Linked DNA regions of Homo sapiens: region 2 is linked to region 1. A link is a loop called in an ENCODE intact Hi-C map of the cell type or tissue named here. Cell type or tissue: PC-3. All regions are shown on one strand. Each heading gives the region's core, and the rest is flanking DNA. Links, peaks and the distances in the headings are about the cores only. Region 1 overlaps CEP89 (centrosomal protein 89). Region 2 overlaps CEP89 (centrosomal protein 89).

What was found. Peaks named below come from ENCODE experiments on the same cell type or tissue, not always from the same donor. Only the 100,000 strongest peaks of a DNase experiment are listed, where the experiment ranks them.
Region 2: a loop joins it to region 1, with 17 times the contacts of the local background. A loop is called at or near these places in 1 of 110 quality-filtered maps.

Annotation. Positions count from the first base shown.
Region 1 is chr19:32,924,250-32,936,192 of GRCh38, forward strand. It overlaps CEP89 (centrosomal protein 89), which reads right to left. Exons shown (of 19, transcript NM_032816.5): 8 at 9,202-9,420; 9 at 7,180-7,322; 10 at 2,685-2,735; 11 at 1,941-2,024. Among named protein-coding and RNA genes, the nearest start is that of CEP89, 42 kb to the right of the region's middle. RefSeq lists enhancers at 11,370-11,871, 11,872-11,943. In PC-3, for the core only: no CTCF peak of the experiment used is centred there; a DNase peak (open chromatin) is centred at 4,872; H3K27ac peaks cover 1,777 bases.
Region 2 is chr19:32,872,110-32,884,052 of GRCh38, forward strand. CEP89 (centrosomal protein 89) reads right to left here. Exons shown (of 19, transcript NM_032816.5): 18 at 9,735-9,904; 19 at 3,816-7,269. The coding sequence ends at 7,053. Among named protein-coding and RNA genes, the nearest start is that of SLC7A9, 8.3 kb to the left of the region's middle. RefSeq lists an enhancer at 3,047-3,932. In PC-3, for the core only: a CTCF peak has its summit at 4,678; a DNase peak (open chromatin) is centred at 5,002; H3K27ac peaks cover 1,338 bases.

The sequences.
Region 1 (11,943 bases), core at 3,308-7,307:
CCCAAAATGCTGGGATTACAGTCATGAGTCACCACATCCAGCCAAGGCTCTTAGTTTTGTCCATGACAACCATGAGAAAGTGTCTTACTAGCGTCATCAGTCTGCAGAGCTTCACTGGCCATTAGCCACAACACGAGGTCTGTCGCTGGGCCGGTTTTGATGCCTAACAGTCTATGTCTGTTTCAGCTCCCAACAGTCTGTGTGTGTGACACTTCAGCTGAGCCTCCTCCATCAGGGCTTTTCCAGCTTCCGTGTCCTGCGCTGTCCTTTGGTGAGAATCTGAGGTGCCAATATTTACTCTGGTGTGCCTGTAAAATATTCTACTCCCAGCTGTCAGGTGTTTATGCCTACACCCTTTTAACTTAAAGCAGCACTGCCAAGTAACTTCTCCTCTCATCTCTCCACCCAGACACACTCACTCACTGCTGGCAGTCCATGTGACTCTTTTTTGGAACAGGGGTCAGGCAAACTAAAGTGTGCAAACCAGCTGCCTGTTTTTATAAATAAAGTTTTATTTATTTATAAATAAAATAATGGGCCTCGCCCATTATTTACATGTTATCCTCATCTGCTTTCATGTTGCAACAGCAGGGCTGAGCAGGTGCAAACAGAAACTGCATGGCCTCCAAAGCCTAAAGTGCTTATTAACTGGCCCTTGACAGAAAGTCTGTGCTGACCCTGACTTAGAAGGAGCACCAAAAAAATAATATTATTAGCTATTAGGATTGTTATATATTCAATTAGTACAAGATTCATTCATGCTCTTAGAAAATTAAGCATCCAACACTCAGTCTAAATGAAAAGGATTAAAATTCCTTTCCATGGGACATGGACACGGGACAGCATCACTGATTAGGAACAAGCTGGGAGCCTCTTAAAGGACCCTCCCAGCTCAGGATCCCAGAACAACCAACATTTCTTTCGCTGGATCCTTCCAATTTCAGGGATCTATATGGACACTTAAATGAGGAACCCAGAGGAATGCAGGAGGCACAGGAGGCATCTACAACACCTACACAGGCTTGGCCTCCTGAAGTTAGAACGAGCTCCGCTGCGCGAAGTCATTCCCACAAAACGGCGGTGGACAAGGCAGAAATGGATAAAAACCTCACTTCTCCATTTCCAACAGCTCAGCAATCAGACTTCCCTGGGGTCAGCTCATCCTAGAATTAAGAAGCATCTAAGTTTGCCCAAAACATCTCCAGCCTTTCCTTCCCATGTCTGCCCAAATAGCCCTTTTTTTTTTTTTTTTTTTTTCGAGACGGAGTCTGGCCCCATCGCCAGGCTGGAGTGCAGTGATGCAATCTCGGCTCACTGCAACGTCCAGCTCCCTGGTTCAAGCTATTCTCCTGCCTCAGCCTCCTGAGTAGCTGGAATTACAGGTACGTGCCACCACACCAGCTAATTTTTGTATTTTTAGTAGAGACGGGGTTTCACCATGTTGACCAGGCTGGTCTTGAACTCCTGACCTCATGTGATCCACCCACCTCGGCCTCCCAAAGTGCTGAGATTACAGGCGTGAGCCACCGCGCCCAGCCCAAATGTCCCTTCTAATGGTGGTATTTGCAGCTGCACAGTAACAGGAAAGAAGCACTTCCCCCCTGCTGTCTTCCCTGCACCCCAAGATCTCAGCCCATATGGGCTGGCTGTCCAGAAAGCCATGGCTTCTCATGCAGCACTGCTCTGACCCTCCATACCTCTCCCCTCGCTCCCTATCCACCCCTCCTGCTCTGCCAATCACTCCCTTACTTCCTCCCCTCTTCCTTCTTTCCCTGCCTCCCACCCTGCCACACTCCTTCCTTCCTCCTTTCTGTCCTCTAATAAACATTTGGTTATCTATAATATGCTGGGTATACCTACATTCAAAATGTTTTTATAAAATTTGAAGCGGTCCTATATTTTTATAAATCTTGTGTCTTCTGGGACATTTGCCAGCCTACCTTGAGGGTGGCATTGAGCTCGTCCTTCTCTTTCATCATATCTTCATAAGCCAGCAACAATGGTGACAGGTACTTTATATCCAACTGAAGATAGAGAGTAAAGGAAGGTTAATATATTTCTTACATCTAAACACAACCAGAAAATTTTTAAATGGCAAGAAGTTATACTTTTTTGAAATGGTTTCTTTGGTTGCAGTTGTTATTGTTTTTTAACGACTCTCCCAGCTCAGGATCCCAGAACAACCAACATTTCTCTCCTTGGATCCTTCCAATTTCAGGGATCTATATGGCCACTTAAATGAGGAACCCAGAGGCATGCAGGAGGCACAGGAGGCATCTACAACACCCGCACAGGCTTGACCTCCTGCGGTCAGAATGAGCTCCGTTGCCCGAAGCCATTCCCACTCTGCCGCCCAGGCTCGCGTGCAGTGGCACGATCTCAGCTCACTGCAACCTAAACCTCCCGGGTTCAAGCGATTCTCCTGCCTCAGCCTCCCAAGTAGCTGGGACTATAGGCATGCACCATCACGCCCAGCTAATTTTTGTATTTTTAGTAGAGACAGGGTTTCACCATGTTGGCCAGGCTGGTCTTGAACCCTTGACCTCAACTGATCCACCCGCCTCAGCCTTCCAAAGTGCTGGGATTACAGACATGAGCCACCGCGCCTGGCCTGAAATGGTTTTTAATAGCTATGCAAATATACCCTGAAAATATGGGCCTGAAATTAAATAACTTTCACTTACCAACCAGGGTGGTATAGGGCCCTTGGATGGGAGGCCTTCAATATTTAAGCTCTAAGAACAAAACATGTATTGAAGACAAGTTAAACCACACTTCCTCTGAATTTTCAAGTCTTAGATATTCTTAATCTAGACTGGGCATTGCCCATCTATGCATTTATCTGTCTATCCATCTGCCTACCCACCCACCTACCCACCTACCCATCCATCCATCCATCCATCCATCCATCCATCTATCCATCCATCCATCCATCCATCCACTTTCCCATACACCTACCCATCTATCTATCTATATGTATATATGTATATATGAGAGAAATATTTTTTCTGAAATGTTTTAGAGTAATTTGCAGATATAATGCCCCTTTTCCTCTAAATACTTGTATTTCCTAAAAACAAAAACATTCATTTACTTAACCACAGTACTGTCATGAAAATCAGGAAATCAACACAGATAACAATACTATTTTCATATATATATATATATTACTGCTCCTTGCAGAGCAGGGGTACCCCATAGGCAGTGTGCCTAGAGTAGCCTATAATACTATTTTTTAACCTAACCTAACCTATATGTTATCTTCAAATTTCATCTATTTTCCCACTAATGTTCTTTTCTAATCAAGGATCCAATTCAGGGTCACATGTTGCATTTAGCTGTCAAGTCTTTTATGTCCTTTTTTTTTCCTTCTGAGACAGGGTCTCATTCCATCACCCGGGCTGGAGTGCAGTGGTGAGATCATGGCTCACTGCAACTTCTGCCTTCTGGGCTCAAGCAATCCTCTCACCTCAGCCTCCTGAGCAGCTCAGACTACAAGTGCATGCCACCACACCTGGCTAATTTTTGTATTTTTTGTAGAAATGGGGTTTCACCATGTTGCCCAGGCTGGTCTTGAACTCCTGGCCTGAAGTGATCCTCCTGCCTCAGCTTCACACAGTGCTGGGATTGCAAGTGTGAGCCAGCACACTTGGCTTTTTTTTTTTTTTTCTTTTTTTTTTTTTTTTGAGACAGTCTCGCTCTGTCGCACAGGCTGGAGTACAGTGGTATGATCTCGGCTCACTGTAACATCTGCCTCCCAGGTTCAAGCAATTCTCATGCCTCAGCCTCCCGAGTAGCTGGGACTACAGGTGTGTGCCACCACACCTGGTTAATTTTTGTATTTTTAGTAGAGGCGAGGTTTCACCATATTGGCCAGGCTGGTCTCGAACTCCTGACCTCAAGTGATCTGCCCACCTCAGCCTCCCAAAGTGCTGGGATTATAGGTGTGAGTCACTGCACCTGGCCTCCAGCCCTTTTTAGTCTTTTAAAATCTAGAACATATCTAGTGACTGTTTTCACTGGATATGGAACTTTTTAATGTCACATTGTTGAGTGTCTGGATTTTGTTATCTTCCTTTAAAGAGTACTGGTTTCTTTTCCTTCCGCCCTTCCTTCCTCCCTCCTCTCTCTCTCTCTCTTTTTCTTTCAACTCCTAAGTTGCTTGTGGATCACCTTCATGCTTCTGAGGCTTGTTTTTTCACCCTGGTCATGGTAGGTCTGTAGTAACCTTTCCTAAAAAGCTCTTTTAGCCATACATCTCAGGCACGGCCCTCCTGGGCTCTTGACTCAATGCAAGGTCTCTCCATTGTGGCTGGGCAGAACTCGAAGGTTCCCGGTGCTGTGTGAGCTCTGGGAACCATGCAGCTCACAGCTCCCTGTTCTTATTTTCTGCCCAGTATCTTGCAGTCTCATCCTACACATGTGCAGGGTGGTATTCCACAAGACTCCAAGGAGCCCCATGCAGATTTATATAAGTAGCTCTTTCTCTCCAGGACTCCATTCTTTCTGGTATTCTTGCCCTACGAATTCTAGTCTCCTCAGCTTCCCCAGACTCTCATCTCTGTTGAACTCAGGGAAGGGCTCAGCTCAGGCCCTTCCTCCCTGCTCTGTGATCTGAGACTGCCTCCAGACAGAAAGCAGATCACAGGCTCATCTATTTATCCTGCTACTCTTGAGGGTCATAGGCTGGTGCTGCCTGCTGTTCGACATCTGTAAACATTTGCATTACATATTCTGTCTGGTTTTCTATTTGTTTAGATTAGGAGGGAAAATCTAGTACAGAATCAATGGCCTAGACAAAATAATTATTTATTTCACAAAAGCTTTACAATGTGAACACCTTAATATCTATGTAATTACTCACTCACTCTGCAAACATTGGCAACTCACTAAGTCATTATGGACACTGCAACGCAACCCTTGTTTTCAAGGATTCTATGACCTAGTAACAGAAATAAAATCCACTAACACAAATGTACGTGATATACAAAAACAGTATAGGGTAGAATGCTATAAGTGCCTTAAGAGTGATTACAAACAAAAGTCTGCAATGGTTTAAAAGAGAGAGAGGGCCGGGCATGGTGGTTCATGCCTGTAATCCCAGCACTTTGGGAGGCTGAGGAGGGTGGATCATTTGAGGTGAGGAGTTTGAGACCAACCTGGCCAACATGGTGAAACCCTATCTCTACTAAAAATACAAAAATTAGCTGGGCGCAGTGGAACACGCCTGGAATCCCAGCCACTCAGGAGGCTGAGAAACAAGAATCACTTGAACCCGGGAGGTAGAGATTGCAGTGAGCTGAGATTGTGCATGCTGCACTCCAGCCTGGGCGACATAGAGAGACTGTGTCTAAAAAAAAAAAAAGAGAGAGAGAGATCAATCACTTCTGGCTGGGGTGATCAGGGAAGACTGTCTTGGAGAACATGGCATTTGCACAGGGCAGAAGACAACATGGGAGAAGGCTGTCCCTGGGCCTGTCTGCCCGCCCCATGGTCCTGCAGAAGGCCCTGACCTAGCAAGCAGGTTTTGAATTATAGGACCCTAAGAACTTTATTTGTTTTTGTTTAAAAGTTAGTATTATGTTAAGTGAAAGAAGTCAGTCACACAAAGTCATGTCTTGTATGATTTCATTTCTATGAAATGTTCAGAACAGACAAGTTCATAGAGACAGAAAATAGATTAGTGGTTACCAGGGGCTGAGCTGGAGGAATTGGGCAGCAGGGGAACATAGGGAGTGATTCCCAACAGGTATGACACTTCCTTTTTTTTCCTTTTTTTTTTTTTTTTTTGAGACAGAGTCTCACTCTCTCTGTCACCCAGGCTGGAGTGCAGTGGCATGATCTTGGCTCACTGCAACCTCTGCCTCCCAGGTTCAAGCGATTCTCCTGCCTCAGCCTCCCAGGTAGCTGGGATTACAGGTGCGCACGACCATGCCTGGCTAATTTTTTTGTATTTTTAGCATAGATGGGAATTCACCATGTTGGTCAGGCTGGTCTCAAACGCCTGACTTCAACTGATCCGCCCACCTCAGCCTCCCAAAGTGCTGGGATTACAGGTGTGAGCCACCATGCCCAGCCAACATTTCTTGATTTAACAAAAGTGCTCTAAAATTGACTGTGGTGATGGTTGCATAATTCTGTGACTACAATAAAAACCACTAAATGGTACACTTTTAAAATGGGTATAAATTGGATGGTATGTGAATTATATTTCAAAGCTGTTATTAAAAAAAAAAAGTGAAACGTAAGCCCTCCTTCAAAAAGCAACTCAGAAGCCCATGAGGCCTGAACTCCCAGGAGCCATGGGAGAACACCGTGTGCCTTCCCGCCTTCTACCCCAGCAAGAGCCCAGCCAGCGGTGCCTCCCTCTCCTGTGTCCACAGTGTCACTCACATCTTCACAGCCCCAAGTTCTGTAAGAGTAAGGACCTGAGCATCGGTTCATCTGGCACTCCTCCCGGCATCTCATGCAGTGACCTGCTCAGTGAGAGTGTGTGGAGTTGGACTCTGCAACTGTTCTTAGAACTGAAAACTCTGCTTTCCTTTCGAAGTTAATGCACTGACAACAGCTGCAACTTTCAGGAACGTGACTGAGAAGGGAGCAGCCGACATACACTTTCATTCTTTTACTTTTGTTATTTTTTTTTTAATTTTTGAGACAGGGTCTTGCTCTGTCACCCAGGCTGGAGTGTAGTGGCGCAATCTCAGCTCACCACACCCTTGACCTCCCATGCTCAAGAGATCCTCTTGCCTCAGCCTCCTGAGTAGCTGGGGCTACAGGCATGCGCCACCATGCTCAGCTAATTTTTTTAAATTTTTTATTTGTAGAGACTGTCTCGCCATGTCCCCCAGGATGGTCTCAAACTCCAGAGCTCAAGCAATTCTCCCGCCTCAGCCTCTGAAAGTGCTGGGATTATAGGCACAAGCCACCTCATCCGGCCTCTTTTACTTTGTACACTTCTGTATTGTCCCAATGTTTTACAGTCTTTATTGCCTTTATTACGGGGAAGAAGGAAGGGAAGGAGGCAAGAAACAGAATGGTCCTTAGAAACATTGTGCCTTGGACAGAGCTTTTCTTACATCAAATTATAATAAATAAGAACCTCTCAAGATTGGAAATCAATTCAACAGTAAAGGCTTAAAAATCTGAAAAGCTGATTTTCACAATCGGAAACGTTACCTCTTCCTTGGACAAATGCCTGAATTTTGTCTGATATCGACTGAGTTCTACATTCAAACGATGGACAGTCATTTTCAATCCATCATTTTCATCCACCAGTTCTTGAGCTTGTTTTCGCAGATAAAGTAATTCAGGTGCAGCAACTAGGGAAAAAAATTTAATATTATACTATAAGAAATAACATCCAATTTATCCAGATTTTATTAAATTGCAAATCGTTTGCTTTTCTCCCCTCTTTCACGCTCAGAGGCAATGAACTGTGTGTGCGTGTGTGTCTGTGTGTGTATGTGTGTCTGTGTGTGTGAATGAATAAAAGTTACAACGTTTTTTAACACTGAATAGTTAACGTTATATTGAAAGTTTGTGGAAGTTTTTGCATGTACAATAAAGTAAAATAAAAATTTCAAGTTGGAAAGGAATAGTCATTGTTTCAGATGACATAAGAATATGTGCTTTGAAAAATCATACAGAGGCCGGGTGCGGTGGCTCACGCCTGTAATCCCAGCACTTTGGGAGGCCGAGGCGGGTGGATCACGAGGTGAGGAGATCGAGACCATCCTGGCTAACACGGTGAAACCCCGTCTCTACTAAATATACAAAAAATTAGCCGGGCGTAATGGCGGGCGCCTATATTCCCAGCTACTTGGGAGGCTGAGGCAGGAGAATGGCGTGAACCCAGGGGGTGGAGCTCGCAGTGAGCCGAAATCACGCCACTGCACTCCAGCCTGGGCAACAGAGGGAGACTCCATCTCACAAAAAAAAAAAAAGAAAGAGAAAAATCATATAGAATACATGGAAAATGTATTAGAGCTAATAACCTTCCCACATAATAGCAATGTCCTATTAGAAAACAAAACAGAAAATAGATCCCACAAGGTAACAGCACAAATAATATATAGTATCTAAAAATAAATGTGCCTAAGATAAGAATTATGCAGGGTCTATGTGAAAAAAACTGACACCACCTTACTTAAAGCTATATTAGTTTTATATAAATAGAAAAAGGTATAGAGAAAATATTGGTGAATATTTATATAACCTTAGAGTTAAAAATGACTTAATACCAAGAGTGTAAGTCATAAAAGAAAAACATTTTATTGATTTAGCCCAATTATCAACAAACTAAGAAAATATTACACCTATGACAAAGGGATAAAATCTTTCATATGTAAGGAGTTCCTGCAAATCAATAAAAAGAAGTCAAGTGTCTCATTGTAAAGTGGGCAACTTGGCCATGATAGTGGCTCATATCTAAAATCCCAGTGCTTTAAGTGGCCAAGGAGGAAAAATCCTTGAGGCCAGGAGTTTGAGACCAGCCTGGGCAACACAATGAGGCCTCACTGCTATAAAAAAAATTAAAAAAAAAAAAAACTTAGCCAGGCATGATGGCGTTTGCCTTTAGTCCCAGCTACTCAGGAGGCTGAGGTGGAAGGATCACTTGAGCCCAGGAGTTCAAGGTTATAGTGAGCTCTGACCACCCCACTGTAGTCCAACCTAGGTGACAAGAGTGGGATGCTGTCTCTAAAAAATAAATAAATAAAGTGGGCAGCTTTATGAAAGAAAAAGAAAATGACTTGCAAAGATATGAAAAAATATTCAAGTTCAATAATAACAGAAATACAAATTAAAATACTATTTCTTTTTTTAACCTATAAAAGTAGCAAGGAAAATATAATCATTGGTAAGTCTACGGTAAAGGAGGAGCTTTTTTATGCTTCTCTTAGGGATAAAAACTGAAGTGAAATATATGTAAGCTAAGCATCAAGTTCCAAAAGAAGTATTGGAATCTCTGTTTTGTTTTTGTAAATTCAGCTTCTTTCCAACCTGAGGAATTTCTTTAGTGTAATAATGATATAGCAGATGAAATCAAATCTCAACAAACATAAGGATATTAACAAAAAAACCTGAAATATTACAACATAAATTACCAACACAAATATCACAACATAAAATATTAACTCTCAAAATAATTGAGTGAAGTCCTGCTCATTCCTCTAATAAAGGCACTCTGTCTGTCCCCACCTTCCTGTGACGACGCCTTCTCAGCCTCTTTGAGCTTTCTCTTCTCTTTTTCCATTCCCTTAAGTTTTAACTGTAGTTCTTTCATTGCTTGTTTCATTGTGTTTAGTTCAAGGGTAAGGCTTTGATTCATATTGTTTAGGTCCATATTTTCTTCTTTTAATGCCTCAAACTTTTCTCTGGTTATTTCTGTATATCTTTGACGTGCTCTACCAGTTATATCTGAAAGGGTTCAGGGGAAAATTTTACAATGTTAATTGATGTTGACAATGTTACATCAAAATCAACTGACTTTGTTCCAAAAACCACATCAGGCCTGGTGCCATGTTCTTTGGTCCCTGGGAAGGGAATGGCTTCTACAGGAAACAGTAAGTGGCCTGATGAAGTCACAGCGGGTGGCAGGAAGAGAGGTACTGAGGGGAGGCCAGAAAGGGAGGCCAGAGCTGCAGGAGGCCGTGCCTATTGTGATGTGGCATGGAAAGTTCATCTTGCAGGGCAGCAGGAGCCAGCAGGGCTTTCAAGCAAAGGTGTGAGAAGGAAGAGGCTCTGCTCTTGGGTGAATCCCTCAGGCCAGCAGGGAAGAAGGCAGGTTAGAATGAGGCCTAGCCCAACAGCTGAGGGGCAGCACTAGAGTGGGGACACAGAGAAAAGGACACATGAGAGCAGGACTCAGGGGCTGGTGGCTGGCTGGGTGCGGGCAGTGAGAGAGAAGCAGACCCAGGATGACCACCCAGGTCTGTGTCTGGCAGATGCTCCCCCAGATGAGGAGCACACTGTGAAGAGCAGGTGGGGATGGAAGATGAGGAGAGGCAGGCTTGGGTTGGTACAGAGGCCCAGAGTCCCAGGGCAGCCTCTGCTGGGGAGACTGACGAGCCACTGGCCTGTGGGCAGCACCTGAAGGCACCAGGGTGAGGAGAAAACCGAGGTCACATAGGACCTTAAGAAGGAAGAGCAAGAAAGTGGGGTGGAAACCAGCGCTGTTCCACGGGGAGATGTGCTCCGAAAGGTCACAGGAGGTGAGGCTCCCATGGGCCCTGGCCAGCGCACCTCCCAGGGGAGGGAGAGGCGGAAGCAGAGCTTCCACACAGACGAGGGCAGGATGGCTGGTGGCTCCAGAGAGCCTGGCCCAACCTCTGACACACACATATCCAATCCCTAACATGCAAAAGGTGAGGCTCAGAAATGGGAAACTCCACAGCTACATAGAAACAAGGGAACCCTGAGAAATCCCAGAGATAAAACAGTTGAGATGAGAATGAAGATGGGTGCCAAGCCTGAAATGTGCCAAGAGAGGGCAGCTAGAAAATGGGGAGGGGTGGCTCCAGGGATACACCTTGCCCTGGTAGGAGTGGAGACACAAAGTGGCCTAGAAAGAGCTGATGAGGCTGGGCCTGGTGGCTCGCACCTGCAATCCCAGCACTTTGGGAAGCTGAGGCAGGAAGCTTGCTTGAGGCCAGGAGTTCGAGACCGGCCTGAGCAACATAGCAAGAGCCCATCTCTACAAAAATCAATCAATAAATAAAATTATATTTAAAAAGAAGCAGCTTGAAGCAGCTGATGAGCTGTTGAGTTAGATAACCAGAGTGGGAATAGCAAGGGGTTAACCCACCTGACCCAGGCAGCAACAGCAGAAATGTGTGCCCCTCCTCAGGCAGAACACACAGGCCCTGAGGGCAGAAAGGCAGGGCAGGGGGCTGGAGAAAGCCAGGAGGAAGAGGGGTCCCCACGGATCCCGGTGGGCCTCACATCCTGTCCATCCCCATCAGTTGCTGGAGGCAGCAGTCGGTACAGCCTGGCAGCCTGCTGGCTCTCCCTCTTCAGGCAGGGTGCAGTAAACAGAGGTAGCATCCCCATGTGGGCCACAGGGAATCTCAGAGACCCCAAGAGGTATCAAACAGCAGAGCCAGAGAACACCAATGGCAAGTGAGAGAAGAGAAGGGGCTGCAACACAAACCCTAAGACTGGATGCGCATGGTTACAACTTTCAGAGAGACGTAGTCAGTGTCACAGAAATCATGGAAGTTAACGTTTGATTAACACCATAAACTGAAAGGATGGGCTGAGCCGCAGGATACACATCATGAAAAATGAATGCATGGCGCAGAAGTTGGAGCCCCAGCAATCGCCCAGAATACAGCATTGAAAATGCTGAGATTGAAAGGGTGCAAATAAAGTTAATCTGACGCGGAGGAGACTTAAACCAGGATTTTCAGAGCAGTGACACTGATGGCAGCAGTGGCCCATCTAGAGTGGCCACCGCACAGACTCTAGAGCAGGGAGGTGTGGCCCAAGCCTCTTGCTCCATGGAGCAGGCAGGAGCCCCGGCCCTCCCTGGGTGCTGCTGCAGCTGCCCAAGCCCGGCTGCAGACCCGAGAATCTCTGTGTTCTTGGGGGCCCAAGAAGGCCCCCACCACCCACCATAGGCTCCGAAGTGCCTGATCCCACTGCCTGGCTTCACCCCACTGTGGGCACCTGCTCCAGAGGTATGGTCAGGGCTGCATGCTCCACAGAGCCATCAGGAGCCGGGGACAAGCGGGAGCCCTGCCCCTTCTGAGTTGGTGGGGCAGGAGCTCATGGGGTGCTGCTACAGTTGCCCTCCCATGTGTAGGACCTGGGTGTCTCTGCAGTCTGCACCCTCGGGGGCCTGGGAAGGCTCCCGTGTCCCCGCAGGCTTATGGGTGTTTGCTCTAGCTGCCTGGTCTCTCCCTGCTCCTGGTGCCTGCTCCAGTCTTGCAGCAGGGTTGG
Region 2 (11,943 bases), core at 3,124-7,123, 52 kb before region 1:
AGAGACAGGGTTTCATCATGTTGGCCAGGCTGATCTTGAACTCCTGACCTCAAGTAATCCACCCGCTTCAGCCTCCCAAAGTGCTGGGATTACAGGTGTGAGCCACCACACCCGCCCAACCACTCTATTTCTTAAGTTTCTGCTAAAGACTCTTGACCTTCATTTTCAACCCGTGCTTTTTCCCTTCCGATTGCAAAAATGCTTGCAGTGTGAAGATCTTCACACCATCTACATTTTATCTTATATTTGGTGCACATTTGATTTCAGTTGGGGAGGGTAAAATGCTTCTCTCCACCCTTTTGGGTTCTTTGGTTGGGCTTCGAATTGAGACTAATGGGAGGAAAACTGTTTTAATTATGTGTATATGCAACTGAGTCCCACAAAACAAGAGACTTGAAGAAGGGCCAGATGACTAAACCCTATATAGCATCCTGAGCTATATAAGGATTAGGGGCTTGGGGCTTCTGGGGCAGGTAGGGACTAGTAATGGGATGGTGAGGGGAGGAAATGCATGGCGAATAAAGGTCGTCTTGTTATGCAGATATAAGTCTCTCAGGTAATAAAAGTTGTCTCTTCCTGGTACAGATACTTGTACTAATGTAGATTTCCTTCATGACATACATTTCTTTTGCAAAGGGCAGCTTTTCAGAGCTACACCTGTTGTGTCTGCAGTTTCTCAGAATAACCAGCTCAAAATATTCCAAAGAAGTATAATTTGGGGTGATATATATCTAGTCTCCTACAGTCATATTTTGGGGGTGGTGTGTCCTGAGCCCCAACATTTCCTTCTCCTGTGATGGTTTGTGTCTGAGACAGGGTCTCTTGCTCCCATGCTAGAGTGCAATGGCGTGATCATGGCTCACTCCAGCCTTGACCTCTTGGGCTCAAGTGATCCTCCCATTTCAGCCTCTCAAAGTGCTGAGATTACAGGCGTAAGCCATTGCACCTGGCCTCCTGTGATGGTTTTAAAGACGTCTTTAATCCCATAGTGTCAGTCCATTTCTGCACAGCCTCTGGGCTGCCCAGCTGGGTGCCTTGTTCTCTAATTCACTGTCCTCGTGACAGAGGCAAGGTCTTGGGCAAACATTCAGGCAGAGGCTGAATCTTCCTTTACCGCTGAAAGCTTGTTCCAGACCTGCCTTCAAGTTTTCACCTTCTCCTATTCATTAAGTTCACTCGGTCTTGTATTCCTTCCCACTGCTGCTGACGGTAGCAGTTGGGGATTTGGAGGGGGACCCAAAAGACAGAAATAACTGGCATACTACCACAGATAGAAGAGTTGTTTGTTCCCTTACTACCTGAATTCCAACCAGAAGAACTTGTGATGAGTTAGCGATGTGCAAAGCCTTTCGATGTCAGGGACGTGCTGTCTAGCCATAAAACAATTAGCAAGGAAAGCATAAACATAATTTCAAAACTCTTATCTAGGAACAATCTATATATATCCAACAACTATTGGAATAGTACAATTCTGCCTTCGAACTTTGTCCATCATTTTTATGTGTTCCAAGTAATATGGTTTTGCATTAAATAACCTGCGTGGGGAAGACAGTTGCAGCATGCTGTCAAAACACGACTTCCCATCCTGCTCCCTTCCCCACCGACCTCGTCACGATTCATGGTCGCTGCCTCTTTTCTCAACCACGGTGGCCACACATGATGAAAGTTGTGATCGCTGCTGATTTTGGGGAAAGAGGGTTCTGTGTCATCAAACATCTTTAATAAAGAGTTACTATTTTGGGGGCCGGGTGCTGTGGCTGTGCGCCTGTAATCTCAGCACTTTGTGAGGCCGAGGCAGGGAGACTGTTTGAGGCCAGGAGTTTGAGACCAACCTGGGCAACATAGCGAGCGCCTGTCTTTACGAAAAGAATTTAAAAATATTATCCAGGCATGATGGTGTGCACCTATAGTCCCAGCTACTCTTGGGAGGCTGGGGCAGGAGGACTGCTTGAGTCCAGGAGTTCAAGGCTGCAGTGAGCTACGATCGTGCCACTGGACTCCAGTCTGGGTGACAGATGGAGACTCTAACATAGGAAGTTACCATTTTTTGTAATCTTGTTTCTGTCTGCCCAGCATCCACAACTTGGGGGGAACTGTCCCTTTCTGTGGGACACTGGTGGGCTACCAACCAAAAGACCTCACTTCTCTGGCCACACAGGAGGGCTCAGGATGTCAGGTCAGCCAAGAGGCCATTGTCTCCCAGGATTTGCTACCTGAGTGAAGCACAGGGTAGGCTGACGGTGTTCAACTACTGAGACCCTCACCCCAAGGCTATTCCAGCTTCTGTCCTTCTCAAAACATGGTGGAAGCCACAGAGTGTACATTTCCAAAATATTTCCTTCTTTCCCTTAACATTGGGCAGTATAGTTCTGTTGCTTGCAACCCAGCCCTGGTATGCTACATATACTACACACAGACCCTTCACTTTCAAAGAATTATTCTTTAATAAAATACTCAGGACCCTCCTGACCAGGTGAAATAGATGCTCCAGGCTCCTGATGACCCAAGGCAGCAATGCTGTCACCTCAGTGCACTCTCCCTGTCTCATCTATACCCTCTGTAGAGTGCTGACACACGGGTGGACTGTGGAACAAGGGGATGGCGGCCCAGAGCACCCAGCACAGACGCGGGGAGCCAGCCTGGGTCCTCAGTAGCAGGTGGCATGCCCAGTTCCAGGAAGCAGCCTCATGCGCTCCGTAGGTTTGAAGTCTCCATAGCCCAGCCTGGGTCCTCACTACCTCTGTCCTGTTGTTTGCAGACATTGGGCCTGCAAAGCAGCCCAGCGGGGCCCTGCAGGTGAATATCAACTACAAAAGCCGCCCTTCTTCTTTCTCTCCAAAACCCTCCTACCCAGTCCACCCCTAGTCAAAAATGAGGAAAAGAGCCGAGCCTGAGGCTGGGGATGGTGGCTCATGCCTGTAATCCCAGCACCTTGGGAGGCTGAGGTGGGCGGATCACTTGAGGTCAGGAGTTTGAGACTAGCCTGGCCAACGTGGCAAAACCCTGTCTCTACTAAAAATAAAAAAAATTAGATGGGCGTGGTGAGACACACCCTGTAATCCCAGCTATTCGGGGGGCTGAGGTGGGAGAATTGCTTGAACCTAGGAGGTGGAGGTTGCAGTGAGCCGAGATCGCACCACTGCACTCCAGCCTGGGTGACAGAGCGAGACTGTCTCAACTAAAAAAAAAAAAAAAGCCAAGCCTGGGAGGCTGGAAGGGCAGCAGGTTTCCTGCCCAGCTTTGGGGCCATGGACTCACACCTTGAGAAAACCAAGAGAGGCCTAACAAGCTGTACCCATCCCCTCTCCCACTCCTGGCTGCAGCCACTCCTTACCTGTGGACCCCTGCCCAGCTGTGACCCAGCAGAGAGGTGCCACAAACCTGGGCACACTGAGCCCTCCCCATGCCGCCCAGCCAAGTTTTGAGTGGATGATGTTTCCAGTCTTACTCAAGAATTCAGATGTCAGCCCAGCCCCATCCCAAGAGGCTCAGCCTCCTGCTGTGGGATCTGTATCCGGCTCAAGCCCTCCCTGCTGGAAGAGCTGCTTGGGCCCAGGGAGGGCTCTCCTGAGCCACCCACACTGGGGACTGTGCCTTTCATTCCCGCCAACGATACAGGTAGGGGAGGGGGTGAGGAGCCAGTGACAGCTGCGCTCGAGGCTAAATGCTAGGCCACCCTCGGCCTTAAATCTCTGTCCTCTCAACACAGTTATTGACAACACCACCAAGCATTGATGAGGATGCGGAGCAACCGGAACTTGCGCGGAGGTTGGTGGTGGGAAAGTAAAATGACACAAACACTCAGGAAGCAGGCCTGGGTGTTATTTCTTTTTTAATTGTCTATATAACAAAATCCACTGTTGTCACTGTTTTCCAGCATACAGTTCAGTGGCGTTAAGGGCATTCAGGACAGCTCTCATGACAGACTCACACCCACATGCACACCTGGTGCCCCAGCCTGCTTTGTCCACTGTCTCCATTTCCCCAGGGCTGCTTTTACTTTTTATTGTATTATTTTTGAGGCAGGGTCTCACCTGGTTGCCCAGGCTGGAGTGCAGTGGCATGATCATAGCTCACTGCAGCCTCAACCTCCCAGGCTCAAGTGATCCTCCCACCTCAGCCTCCTGAGTAGCTGAAACCATAGGCGCCATCACCATGCCCAGGGCTGCTTTTAAATAATGGCAAAGCCAGCAAGGCTCACTCGCGTGCCTGGGTCATGTTCTACAGCTGCTTGACCAGGAATCTTCCAATGCCGTATGAAACCTCACCAGGACCAAGAAAGAGAAGGGTTCCCTGCTCAGACCAGACACTTGCAGCATGGGGAAGGAGGAGCCCCTCCCAGCAGACCCAGTTCTCCTCTGTGCAGTCCGGCCTCATTTCCCACCCAAGCTCTGACCAAACCCCCTCCTGCTGCTCTGAGTGCCTGCTGTGCTCCTGGGGGCCCTCTCCACCCTTCTGTAGCTCCTGAAACCTTGTCCACTCTGCAAGGGCCGGGGCGTGCCAGTTCCTCCCAGAAGCACCCCAATGTTTCTGTCCTTTCCTGGAATCTCACAAGCACCCAGGTGCCTCTCTGCCTTGCCTGCCCCGCCCTCCTTGGCATCCTGGACTCGTGGCTTCTCTGCCCATTTCCTATGGCACCCAGCAGGAGGCTGGGCAGAAGATAGTGTCTGTGGGACACCTGCCCTTGCCCTGGTCACAGTGCCATCCAGGAGTCCCCATACTTGCAAAGTATGTTTGCACTGTGTGAAAAACTTAAAGCAGAAACATAAGAACAAAAGTGGACACTTCTCAAAAGAATAAAATGTTTGCATAAAAGGCAGAAAGACAGGGATGTCAACAGTGGTTCTCTAGGTCACGATGGCGGGAGCAGCATTCCTGCTGACAAGCACTCCTGCCCCGCGCAGCCACGCTGGGCTGCCGCCGCCTGTCAGCCTGTCTACAGGAGGCTGCAGAGCGGCCGTAAATGCCTTTGAAATAGCATCACAGTTATTTGTTAGGTCATCTCCTAGGGAGATGATACACAGTTTTCAATCCCAGTGAGTCTTTCTACCGCTTGTAAAATAAAATTAAATTACAATGATTCAACTGTTGAACAAGCTTATAGAGTCATAAAAGAACTATGATTTTCTATCTCACCCTTCCGTCTGGCAATCAAAGATCACACGTAGAACTTCTACACATGACCAAGGACCAGTACTGGGGCCTCCTTCCCACCTGAAACAAGGCAGGACTTCACTGCGAGGGGCTCTGAAAAGGAGATGCTGCAGGGTGCCACCCCTGAGTCCCACAGTTAGGGTCCTTTGTAGCCCAATGTCCCCAAGTCCCTCCAGCATGCCTGGGACTGAATGGTCCTGAGCGGCTGGGGTAATTTTCCTGAGGAGGTGGCACGTCATCTAACACACATGGGACAGAACCATGGCCCCCTGGTATGCTTCTTGGTGGTGGCAGTGGGGCAGGGACTCTATCTTAGCTCAAAGCCAGGGCTCTCATTACATGGGTGGGGAGCTGTGTGGCTCCAGAATCAATTACCTTCCCAGACCAGGCGCGGTGGCTCATACCTATAATCCCAACACTTTGGGAGGCCTAGGCAGGAGGATTGCTTGAAGCTAGACGTTTGAGACCAGCTTGGGCAACATAGCAAGACCCCATCTCTACCAAAAAAAAAATTTTTTTTTTTTGAGACAAAGTCTCGCTCTTGTTGCCCAGGCTGCCCAGGCTGGGGTATAATGGCGTGATCTTGGTTCACTGCAACCTCCGCCTTCCAGGTTCAAGCAATTCTCCTGCCTCAGCCTCCCAAGTAGCTGGGATTACAGGCACCCACCACCATGCCCAGCTAATTTTTGTATTTTTAGTAGAGATGGGGTTTCACCATGTTGGCCAGGCTGGTCTCGAACTCCTGGCCTCGGGTGATCCGCCTGCCTCGACCTCCCAAAGTGCTGGGATTACAGGAGTGAGCCACCATGGCTGGCCTACAAAAATTTTTTTTTTACAAAATTAGCCAGGCATGTTAGTGTATACCTGTCATCTCACCTACTCAGGAGGCTGGGATGGGAGGATCGCTTGAGCCTGGAGGTCAAGGCTGTGGTGATTGCACCACTGCATTCCAGCCTGGGTAACAGAGTGAGACCCTGTCTCAAAACAAACAAACAAAAGTAACAACTAAACAAAAGAGAATAAAGTACTTGCTCAGGAGGATAGAGAAGGGCTAGGGGAGAGGGCAGAAAAGGTTTGTACAACTTAGAGGGCATGAACAGCAGCAGCACCTTGTTTTTTTTGACCAAACAAGAAAAGGCCCCCAGAGCTCACGCACAGCTATCATCAGGGCCGGTGCCATGGCCTGGCTCCTCGGGTGACACTTCCCCATCTGACACATGGCACGAGGGCTCAGCTGCCCGCCCAACCCTTCCAGCACTTCCCAGCTGCAGATCTAGGAGCTGGAAGGCAGGCCTGCTCAGCAGGCCACCTACTCACCAGAGCAGTGGGTGTCATAGAACTCATCTCAGTGGCAATGTGGCCAGAGAACATGCCCTGGCTAAAACAGATTTCAGCAGCACGTTATTAAAATAAAGCACAATGGGCCAGGCGCAGTGGCTCACACGTGTCATTCCCGCACTTTGGGAGGCCAAGGCAGGAGGACAGATTGAGGCCAGGAGTTCAAGACCAGCCTGAGCAACATAGCAAGACCTCATCTCAACAAAAAAGAAAAAAATTAGCTGGGCCTGACAGTGCACACCTGAGGTCCCAGCTACTCAGGAGGCTGAAGCAGAAGGATCTCAAACATGTTTGAGGCTGCCGTGAGCTATGATTGCACCACTGTACTCCAGCATGGGCAACAGAGTGAGACCCTAGCTCTAAAAAAAAAAAAAAATTAAAAAATAAAGCAAAATGTTATCAATGGATTAAACTATGAGACCATTTATTTCTTCCCTGCCCTGCAGCGTTCAGTGGGCTTACGCACCTCCGGCTGCCACCATGGGCTGCCCTGCAGGGAAGGCCTGTGTGAGGCAGACCTTTCAGGCCAGAGGAGGCTACACCACGGGCTCCCGCAGATTCTAGCAGGTGGGGGCATGAGACTTCAGGTCATAGGAGCAGACATCGCAGCCGTCCAGCAGGTCTGCCTGAGAGACGCCATTGAGGCTGGGGGCAACCAGAGCTCTGGGGTTGTCCTGCACGCCTGTCCTCGTGAGTGTGTCCTGGAGAAGTTCTCGGATTCTTCGGTTTTCCCTGAAGGTAGATTCCCAAATAACTTCAAGTTCACCTTCCATTTCTCTGAGGGAAATAAGTTTAAAATGGCACAATTTTAAAAATAATATAGAGCCCATATGAATCCCAAAGTAGCAAGAACTCAAAACAGAAGAACGCTATCAGCAGGGAACAGAGCCCTCGGTGCCTGGGTTCTGAAGCAAGCGCTCAGTGTGGAATGAAGCAGCTGGTGCCCTGGGAATGGGGAGCAGCAGGACAGCCCAGGCTGGGGCTCAGTGTGGAATGAAGCGGCCAGTGCCCTGGGAATGGGGAGCAGCAGGACGGCACAGGCATTTCTCTTCCCTCTATGTTCTGCCCTTGACTTTGGCGCCAGTGCAATCCCTGTTTTCTCTCAAGAATGAACTTGGGCGTGTCGAATAAGGAACTGCAGGAACTGCAGGGCTGGCCTTGGCCAGCCAGACGCTCTAGCACGATGGCCTGGCCACAGGCACCCACACAGCCCCTCCTGTGTCCCGTCTGCTTGTCCACTGTGACCTGGCCAGCACTCAGTGACCTTCCACAGGTCTTCCGCTCCATACAGCCCAGAGCTAAGAGCGAGTCAGGGGGTGAGGTGGGGGACCTGAGGAGATAAGACTCATTGCCAAGATGGAGAAGATTGGCCTGGCCCATGTGCCGGGATGGGGAGGCCCTGAGGGGCCGAGGCATGTGAGGTTGGAAAGAGCCACAGGGCAGCGTTTCCAGAACCAGGATGCAGTGCCCTGTGGTGTGCTGGGGAGACAGGACAGATGAAGGTGGCCACATCCTCACAGGGCCACAGTCCACTGGGAATAGACCAGGACACGAGCCACACCTCACAAGGTGCTTAGCCCCATCGGGGAGCATGGCCAGGCTGGAGAGGCCAGCTCCTTCCCGGACACTGCCAGATGGTTCTGGAAAATGTTGGAAACTGGATTTGCAGGTGGACTTCGCACCACGGTTTAAAGAGCAGGACACTGAAGTTCAGGGAGGCCAGTGATGTGCCCACTTGGCCAGAGTCACTTTTCTTGTGAACGTTCCTTCCTTCCAAGGCCCCTGATGCCCACTGTGTGGTAAGAACAACTTAATTAAACTATGTCTAAAAAAGCCCCAGCCTGGGCAACATGTGAGACCTCATCTCTACAAAAAACTTAAAAATTAGCTGGGCCCACGTGGTGGCATGCACCTGTATTTCCAGCTACTCGGGAGGCTGAGGCAGAAGGATGACTTGAGCCCAGAAATTTGAGGCTGCAGTGAGCTGAGATTGTGCCACTGTACTTTAGCCCAGGCAACAGAGCAAGACCTTGTATTTAAAAAAAAAAAAAAAAAAAAAATTCCCCAGACTTTGGTTTTCTGAAGATATTTGGTAAATTATAGCAATCATGTTTAAATGTATGGCTGAACTCGAAAGAACAGGCAGTCTCTAAGGGCAGAAAAAATGAAGCCTAAACTGAAACCAAAGAGGCAGACAAAGTATCAGTTGCTTTGAGGACAAAAGTCAATGCCAAACCCTGGATGTTTGTAGACTGAGAGATCGTGCAGATCAAGAGTGACAGAAAATCTCAGGACCCACTCTTGTCCAAGTTTCTCTTCCTACTAGAGGCACTGTGAAGGTAGGTAAGTGGAGGATGTGAAGGACCCTCAAAGAAAGGAGGGGTGGGTGGGAGACCTGCAGATCTTCAAAGGAAACCTGTTCTGAAAGGCCAGGCATCACCTGGGGACTAGAGCCACCGGCCTGCTCTCAAATGGATCTGGAGTGAGTCTACACTGTTCCCCATGAGTGGGGATCCCCAGGCCCTGACTGCAGTGAATGAAGAGTTTAAAAAAGTTGGGCACAGTGGCTCATGCTTGTAATCCCTGCTACTTGGGAAGCTAAGGCAGGAGGATGGCTTGAGCCCAGGAGTTTGAGGCTGCAGTAAGCTATGATCACACCACTGCACTCCAGCCTGGGCAACAGAGCCAGACCCTGTCTATAAGTAGTAATAATAATAATAATAATAGAAATAACAGAAATAAAATACCTAATCAAAAATTAATAAAATCTCTCAAGAAAATGAAACAAAACTGGCTCATGCCTATAATCCCAGCTATACTCAGGAGGCTGAGGTGGGAGAACCGCTTGAATCCGGGAGGCGGAGGTTGCAGTGAGCCGAGATCGTGCCACTGCACTCCAGCCTGGGAGACAGAGTGAGATGCTGTCTCAAAAAATAAAATAAAAAGAAAATGAGACAAAATAAAAATATCAGTGAGATGGAAGGCAGCAGAAAAAAAGAGAAAGGCAATTAGAGGTGTGCATTGATTCCGGAAGTCCAGTTCAAACAAGAGGAATTTTTAAAAGAATAAAGAAGATGAGGAGCAAATAAAACTTGAGACCAATATTACATTCAGATCAGAGTAAAATGTAGAAACAAAATTAAACAATGGAACAAATAAAACAGGCCCAGAGGGTTTTAGCAGAACCCTCAATCAGACATTCAGACATCTCTGCGGGCCATGGCGCAGGGCGCATGCCCCACCTGTTCTGCTGCAGCGCCTGGTCCAGCACCTCCTGCTTGTCCTTCAGCACCTGGTGCAGGTGCCGCATCTCCTGCCGGTACTGGGCTGTCTTGCCGGCGAAGTCCTCCTGCTGCTCCAGCAGACGGTGACTGATGTCCCCCAGCTTCAGTGCTGCCTGCTTCTTGTAGCCCTGGTCGGGGGAAGGACTCTGTGAATGAGGGGACGCTGCCAGGCCAGGGTGGACAGTGCCTCCTGGCTGTGCTCCCTACCCACTCCTTGTGTGTCAGAGCCTTTAAAATCTAGCAACCCCGGATAAGTTTGGTCTGGGATTGCAAGTCTGGATCATAAAAGTCATAAAAAGTGACAAAAGAATTTCAGGTACAATAAAACCAAATTTTAATGTATATAAAGCCTAGTTCTTTATATGCTATAAATAAATGAAAACATAAAATATCACCATTGGAAACAGCAGTTCATGCTTCTAATTTCAGCACTATTACAGGCTGAGGCAGGCGGATCACTTGAGGTCAGGAGTTCAAGACCAGCCTGGCCAACATGGTGAAACCCTGTCTCTATTAAAAATACAAAAATTAGCCAGGCGTTGTAGTGCATGCCTGTAGTCCCAGCTACTTGTGAGGCAGAGGTGGGAGGATAACTTGAACCTAGGAGGCGGAGGCTGCAGTGAGTGTGATCACGCCACTGCACTCTAGCCTGGGTGACACAGTGAGACCCTGTCTCAAAAAAAAAAAAAAAAAATTACCATCACAGAACAAACTGGATGTTCTTGCAAATTAATCTACAACTGTATTTTTTCCAGGACAACTCTTATCCCTGCATCAACTGGTAACCTAAGAACTAATGCTGCCACTGGTCAGCACTGTTTCACCTTGACAAGACAGCCTCATTGAAGAATCCAACAAGGGCTGTCACTCTCTGTCACCAAACAGACAGCTGAGATGAAAGCCCGCTATTTACTTTCCTTCTTTCGTTTTTACTGTATAGTACTGAAGGTTCTGAATTTTCCTGTGAGCATTTTTTTTCTTTTTTTTTGAGACGGCAGAGTCTTGCTCTGTGGCCCAGGCTGGAGTGCAGTGGCGCAATATCAGCTCACTGCAAGCTCCGCCTCCCGGGTTCACATCATTCTCCTGCCTCAGCCTCCTCAGTAGCTGGGATTACAGGTGCCCACCACCACACCTGGTTAATTTTTTTGTATTTTTTTTAATAGAGATGGGGTTTCACCATGTTAGCCAGGATGGTCTCAATCTCCTGACCTCGCGATCCGCCTGCCTCGGCCTCCCAAAGTGCTGGGATTACAGGCGTGAGACACCGCGCCCGGCCGAGCATTTCTAAAATTATTGTCACAGAGAGTCTGACATGTAGTCCCACAGACTCATTTTTTTATAAGAAGCTCTGACACTCAGTTTATACATTCTCTCTGACCCAAGAATTGTTTAGTGCACAGTTTTTACACTTCCAAGTGAAATAACTTTTTGTTTTTTGATTTTGCTTATTAATTTCTGTTTTTAATATTTGTGACCAACAAATGCTGGCCGGGTGCGGTGGCTCACGCCTGTAATCCCAGCACTTTGGAAAGTTGAGGCGGGCAGATCACCTGAGTTCAGGAGTTCGAGACCAGCCTGGTCAGGAGTTCCAGACCAGCCTGGCCAACATGGTGAAACCCTGTCTCTATTAAAAATACAAAAATCAGCTGGGCGTGGTGGCACATCTGTAATTCTAGCTACTGGGGAGGCTGAGGCAGGAGAATTGCTTGAACCTGGGAGGCAGAGGTTGCAGTGAGCCAAGATCACGCCACTGTACTCCAACCTGGGCGACAAAGTGAGACTCTGTCTAAAAACAAACAAACAAAAAACAAATGCCTACATTATTTCTACTTTAGGGATTTATTGAGGCTTTCTTTGTAGCCAAGCAATGATCAATTTTTGTGTCTTTTATATATATGTAAATATACCCTGTTGATTATGTTGTTAAATCTTCTATTTTCTTATTTTGTTTAACATCTTGATCAGTCTTGGATTAAGAGAGGTGGATTATAGCTCCTATTACCAAGTTTCCATTTTTCTTTGTATTTCCTGTAGTCTACACTTCATAAATTTGCTGCTGTGTTATTTAGCGCATAGATACTCACAATTACTATAGATGATGATGTAGACAGGATCTCACTATGTTGCCCAGGCTGGAGTGCAGTGGCTGTTAACAGACCTGATCATT